Regions from separate parts of the Homo sapiens genome. Here region 1 is linked to region 2. The links are chromatin loops, found by intact Hi-C in ENCODE. Cell type or tissue: A673. All regions are shown on one strand. Each heading gives the region's core, and the rest is flanking DNA. Links, peaks and the distances in the headings are about the cores only.

Region 1 (2,912 bases), core at 155-2,654, 190 kb after region 2:
AAATACTAAACCTCCTAAATATCTCTTCAGAAAAACAGCTGCAAGGCTGAGTATGGTGGCTTATGCCTGTAATCCCAGCACTTTGGGAGGCTGAGGCCAGTGGATCACCTGAGTCCAGGAGTTTAAGACCAGCCTGGGCATACGGCAAGACCCTGTCTCTACAGAAAATACACAAGAAAACTAGTAAGGCTTGGTCACATGGGCCTGTAGTCCCAGCTACTCAGGAGGCTGAGGCAGGAGGATCACTTGAGCCCAGGAGCTGAAGGCTGCAGTGAGCTGAGATACCACCACTGCACTCCAGCCTCGGCAAAAGAGCCAGACGCTATAAAAGAGAGAGAGAGATAGAGAAAACAGCCACAGGTGTGTCTGTGGCTCGAGTTTTTCCCAGAAACGCCCTAAAGCTGGCCTAATAAGCCTCAATTCATTGAGCCCTTTCCCTCAGTCACTCATTTCGGTTATCATAATATTTTCTCAAAGCCACTGCATCTTTTTGTTGAGCATTATGTCATGTGCTTCTAGGGCTACAAAAGGGAAATAAGTGAAATAAGAAGAAAAAGAAGAAATTTCCTTTTCCTCCTATTCAATTAGTGGAAAGAAGATGTTAAAAGATTTAACATCATGCTTTGCCTACAAAACTCAGGAAAGTGCCATTTTATTAGGTGCAATACAAGTGTATGAAAACTCTCCCTATCATCAAACTTCCAAAATGCTCCACTTCCCTGGGAAAGCTTTTCCTCCCCAAGTCGCCTCACTTCCCACCATTTCTCCATGTTGATCAGAGAAGTCTCAGTGGCCTCAACCTATCAACCAGCCTTCTTTCCTCCGCCAATCTGACCCAATTATGCACTCACTCTGTCTCTAAAATTACTCACATTGACCCAGGTGTGCTGTGACTGCTGTAGGTGTTGTTGAGAAATTATTTTAGGCAGATAGAGAGGAAAAGAGGTCCTTGGAAAGTTTTCGTCCCTTTTAAAGCAGCTCCAGAAACGTTTCTTGTCTAACAGGAAAGCCCGGCTCTTAGAACTGGGCTGGCAACCTTTGATATGCAAATGCAGGCCATTAGAAACTGGGTCCACCCAACATGGAGATTCCCACATGTCCTCTTGCCCTTGCCCCGTGGTGTGCCTGGCAGCATGGCCGACCTCACATATCCCCACGTGTGTAGAACATCAAGGCGCCCTGCATTTGCATATTAAAAGACTAAGGTGGGAGGGCCAGTTTTTGTGCAGGCTACGTGAATGACATGCCTAGTCAAACCAATCCCCTGAGCCCTATGCAAATCAGACACCTCCTCCTCTAGCCTCCTCATAAAACTGGCTGGTATCCACCACACTCCGAGTCTCCTCTCTCAGTTTTGGAGCACCTCTCCCTCTGTCTGTGTACAGGGGAACTGCTTCTTTCTTTCTTCTCCCTTTTCTCTTGCCTATTAAATCATCTGCTCCTTAAAACCACTCCACGTGTGTCCGTGTCGTTTTATCTAATTCACATGAGTCAAGATCCCTGGTGTTCCTCCACTCGTCGGAGCCATATCATGACTACTTCACTGTCCTTTCATGTCCTGGTTTTGTGCTTTTCTTCCATCTGTATATCCAGTAAATCATTATCACCAAAGATACTTACATCCTGTTTTTCAACTGAAAAATCTCATTCACACACATTATCTTATAGAAACCCCAGTGACTTTGGGGCATGTAAAGATATGAGGCTCCCCGTTTCACAAATGGAGAAACTAAGACATGAAGAAAACAACCCCATGTTCACAGGTTTAGCAACTGGCAGCATAAAGATCTTCCCTCCTGTGGTCCAGGATTCTTCCCGGTATAGGAGTGCTCAATATGCCGGAGCACGAATACCAACTACCATCACAGATGGCGCCAGGGGAGAGCTCTGAGCCTGCATTTTCCTACTGACTTTCATGGTCATCCCTCTCTTCTCCCCCAACCTGAAACTTTGCCCTTTTTTTCTCAACAGAACAGAAGTTATTATTCAACTTTTTTCTCCACCATTACAGGCTCCTGGATCATGCTCTCTCTAACTTTTAGCATACTTATTCTCTACACTGTTTACCATGACAATCACATGTCACTTTGGGTCTTTTGTTGTTGTTGTTCTTTTTGGAGATAGGGTTTCACTCTGTCACCCAGGTTGGTGTGCAGTGGCACAATCTCCTCTTCCTGGGTTCAAGGGATCCTCCATCCTCAGCCTCCCATGTAGCTGGGACCACAAGTGCACGCCATCACACCCAGCTAATTTTAATACATTTTGTAGAGACAGGGTTTCAACATGTTGCCCAGGCTGGTCTCAAACTCCTGACCACAGGTGATCCACCCGCCTTGGCCTCCCAAAGTGCTGGGATTACAGGCATGAGCCACCGTATCCAGTCGGTTCTTTTGTTTAATGTTTCATGTGTGTGTTTTGTTGTCACTGTAAATTAGTAAGATATTTGTAGTAACTATTATTTTCTAATACTTATTTTATATTCTTCACAATGCCTAATACAGAGAAAATTTACACAAATATTTGCTGAATAGGGATGAATGTCTCAGGGGACTGAACAGAAATTCTAGGCTTAAGACATTATCTTTCTTACAGTCAGAAAACTCAGAAATTTTGTGTGTGTGATGATATTGACAAGCTTAAAATCACATGGCGATCAGAGCCCTACTAGTCTCCAGGACCACGAAGCACCAATATAAGATCGCAAAAAAATACAAGCCAATTAAGAATAATCCACTTTCCAAAAGAGAGCTGCTGCCACCTGCTATGACACCTCCCAAACCATGCCTCAACCACTTTTTGTTCTTTCATTAACTTCTGCTTTCTTTTGTTTTACGTGACTGCTCATCATTTTTTGGTTGAAAACGTGTTAGATTTGTCAATTCTTCACAGTATTTAATAATTCTGAATATCTG
Region 2 (2,912 bases), core at 181-2,680:
TGGTTTCTATTTTACGGCATTTGCTCTTTCCACGAGGCACACTTCCCTTTTGGGCTAAAGGTTAAAAAAAAAAAATTCAAATACAATGAAGAATCCATTATTTTCAATGTTTTCTATGTGGTTCTGGGGTCATGTGGGAAAGAACTGAGATGTGCTGAAGAGGCAAGGGAATTGCTTCCTGCCCCACGACACAGAGAAACGTGTGTCTGCTCAATGCCTCATTCAAGGAGACGAGTGGCTTTCTGTGAGGAGAGAAATTATCCCCCTTCCACAGTCCATTTCATACAGGCTGCAAACATTTAGTTTCAGGGACTTTTATTTTCAATTATGTATTACAAAACCCTGGGCAGGGCAGTCATCTCCCAGTTCTAGGATTCAATTTCTCCTGTGAGGTATACAAAAGAAATTGGAAGAGAAATAAATTGGAAAACCACAATTGGATATCATATTCTTGTTAGACTGAAGAAGAAATGCCCCCTAAAACTATGTGGATATGGCAGCTTTTCTGTACTTAACATTACTCATTAAATCATGTATGTGGCTATATCAAAATACTGTCTTTCGGCCAGGTGTGGTGGCTCACACCTGTAATCCCAGCACTCTGGGAGGCAGAGGCAGGCAGATCACCTGAGGTCAGGAGTTTGAAACCAGCCTGGGCAACATGGTAAACCCCGGTCTCTACTAAAAATATAAAAATTAGCCGGGCGTAGTCCCAGCTACTCGGGAGGCTGAGGCAGGAGAATCACTTCAACCAGGGAGGCAGAGGTTGCAGTGAGCTAAAATCGTGCCACTGCACTCCAGCCTGGGCAACAGAGCAAGACTCTGTCTAAAAAAAGAAAAAAAAAAGTATTTCTTACTAAGAGATAATGTACCTATGAATTTAAACATGTCTTAAATTTGAATAGCACTTCTTTTCAAAAGACTTAAAAATATTTTTTCTTTGAATCTGTTTCATCTCTGTGACATTGTTTGTGACTGGAGTGCTACCTGAGTAAATTATCATGATTACATGAAAAGCAATTAAGAGAAGAAGGTCAAAGGACCAACCTCTAATCACTAAGTTTGGTCTCTAACATTTGACAGCACATGCCTCAAAAAGCAAACAAAATAAACACTCTCCATTTCTTTAAATATATGTTTTTCATCCAAGGATCACACAGCACCTCCCAAGTAGTCTAATGTACAGAAAGAAAAGAAAGGAAACACAGCATGATTAGGTGAAACCCCAATCCATAGACAGCCCGCCAGCAGGTTGAGGCAGGACCACTAGGAGGAGACTGTGCTCAAGCACAGAGAGGGCCCTTTAGGTTTCAAATGGAGAATTTAGCCAAACAGCCACCAGGGCCAGCCGTATGCTAAGCCCAGTGCAATGAAACACACGCTCCCAGTCAAACTTCTTGGTTTCCTAGTGGGCTATGTGCCAACAGCAACTTCACAAGGTAACAGGTGAAGCGAGGTGGGGGGCGGAGAGGAGGAAATGGGCAGAGAGCCGCTGGGAGTCCTGAGACTCAAGTTCCTGCTTCATCACTGGGGGCTCCGGGCCAGGCACTTCACTGTAATAATCCACAATCATCTCAGAGCATGGGGCAGCGGGAGGGGGCTGAAAACACACCAATTTGCAAACTACAAAGTGCTGTGTAAATGTAAGGCATGGGTTTCACATTGAAATCTGACTCCAAACACAATCTCTTTCTTACGCTTCCTGGAGTCTTTGTAATCCTATACTTTAGGAGTCTTTCTAGGCCTTTGATCCTATTCTGAGATTTGAGCTGTTGTGGCAAAACTAAGAATTCTTTAAAGCAAAAGACGCCCTTGCAATGCAGGGCTCAGAGTGTCTATTTGCAATATATCAACCAGTGAAGGCATCACATCAGGCTCCGTTCTGGATCTACAGGCTAACAACAGAGGGAAAAGGTCCTCTTCACAACCCCAAAGAGGAGTCCTCTCCAAATCCTAATCTTTAGCAGGTGCCACAGATTTGGATCTACGTGTGCTGAGAGATTCTCCACTTCCTTCCTGAGCAGCCATGGTTTTCTCTCTCATTCCACAGCTCACAGACACTGCAGGACTGGGTATAGGAATTGGCCCTTGGACCCCAGGAAACTACCCCAAATGCATTTCAGAGATGACCCGGTCTCAAGAAATATACTGAAAGTAATCCAGTTTTCCCAATATTCTTTGGACCAGAAAAGTGGCTTGAGGCCAAGAGAGAGAAGCCCATGTCTTCCTACATTAAGTGTCACGGAAAGTGTCACCCACTCTCCCTCTCACTCCTGTCTATCCCCCCACCCACGTCTTAGTGGCCACAGCCTAGGCTGAGAACTCACAGAAGCAGCCCTACTTTCTAGCACAACCTGGTCAAAAGCAAAATAATTTACAGGGGGAAAAACACGAATGAGCAGGCAATGGGGCTCCAGAAAGCCAGGTGCAAAATTGTGAAGTTCAGTTTCCCTTTCACTTTGGGAAGCTCTGCAAAGTAAGCTTTAACTAGCAAAGCAAAAACTTCTAGGCTAATGTTCTTGACTTTGAAAAATAAATTTAAGCCTTGGCTAAGTAATCCCAGGGATCTTTTTTGCCTTAAGTTTCAATGGTACTAAAGGAGTTTACAGTTGAAAGGCTGGGGAAATATGTCTTCACGAAAAGCCAAAGGAAAGCATTCAAAGCTATTCACAAACCCTGCTCAAAAGTGTCTGGAGCTCTTCAATTTAAGAAAAACTGGAAGTCTACAGGCTGGTGTTGCAAACCAAAGAAAAATAGGTGGAAGGGCACTTTATGTCACACTGTTATTTCTGCTATTGTTATTTGTTGTTCCTTCAATACTCTTTACATTGCCAATCCTAAATAATTTCCCTTCTGGTATCTGCTAATCACAGAAAGAATCAGTAATTTCCAGGGGCAAAAGGTTAAAGCAC

Evidence for each region. Peaks named below come from ENCODE experiments on the same cell type or tissue, not always from the same donor. Only the 100,000 strongest peaks of a DNase experiment are listed, where the experiment ranks them.
Region 1: a loop joins it to region 2, with 4 times the contacts of the local background. A loop is called at or near these places in 11 of 110 quality-filtered maps.

The regions. Positions count from the first base shown.
Region 1 is chr6:154,342,787-154,345,698 of GRCh38, forward strand. The region is part of intron 1 of IPCEF1 (interaction protein for cytohesin exchange factors 1); the gene reads right to left. Among named protein-coding and RNA genes, the nearest start is that of IPCEF1, 13 kb to the right of the region's middle. RefSeq lists an enhancer at 1-446. In A673, for the core only: a CTCF peak has its summit at 1,374; a DNase peak (open chromatin) is centred at 1,285.
Region 2 is chr6:154,154,952-154,157,863 of GRCh38, forward strand. It overlaps IPCEF1 (interaction protein for cytohesin exchange factors 1), which reads right to left. Exons shown (of 12, transcript NM_001130700.2): 12 at 1-2,912. It also overlaps a transcript of OPRM1 not described here. Among named protein-coding and RNA genes, the nearest start is that of OPRM1, 120 kb to the left of the region's middle. In A673, for the core only: a CTCF peak has its summit at 1,269; a DNase peak (open chromatin) is centred at 1,290.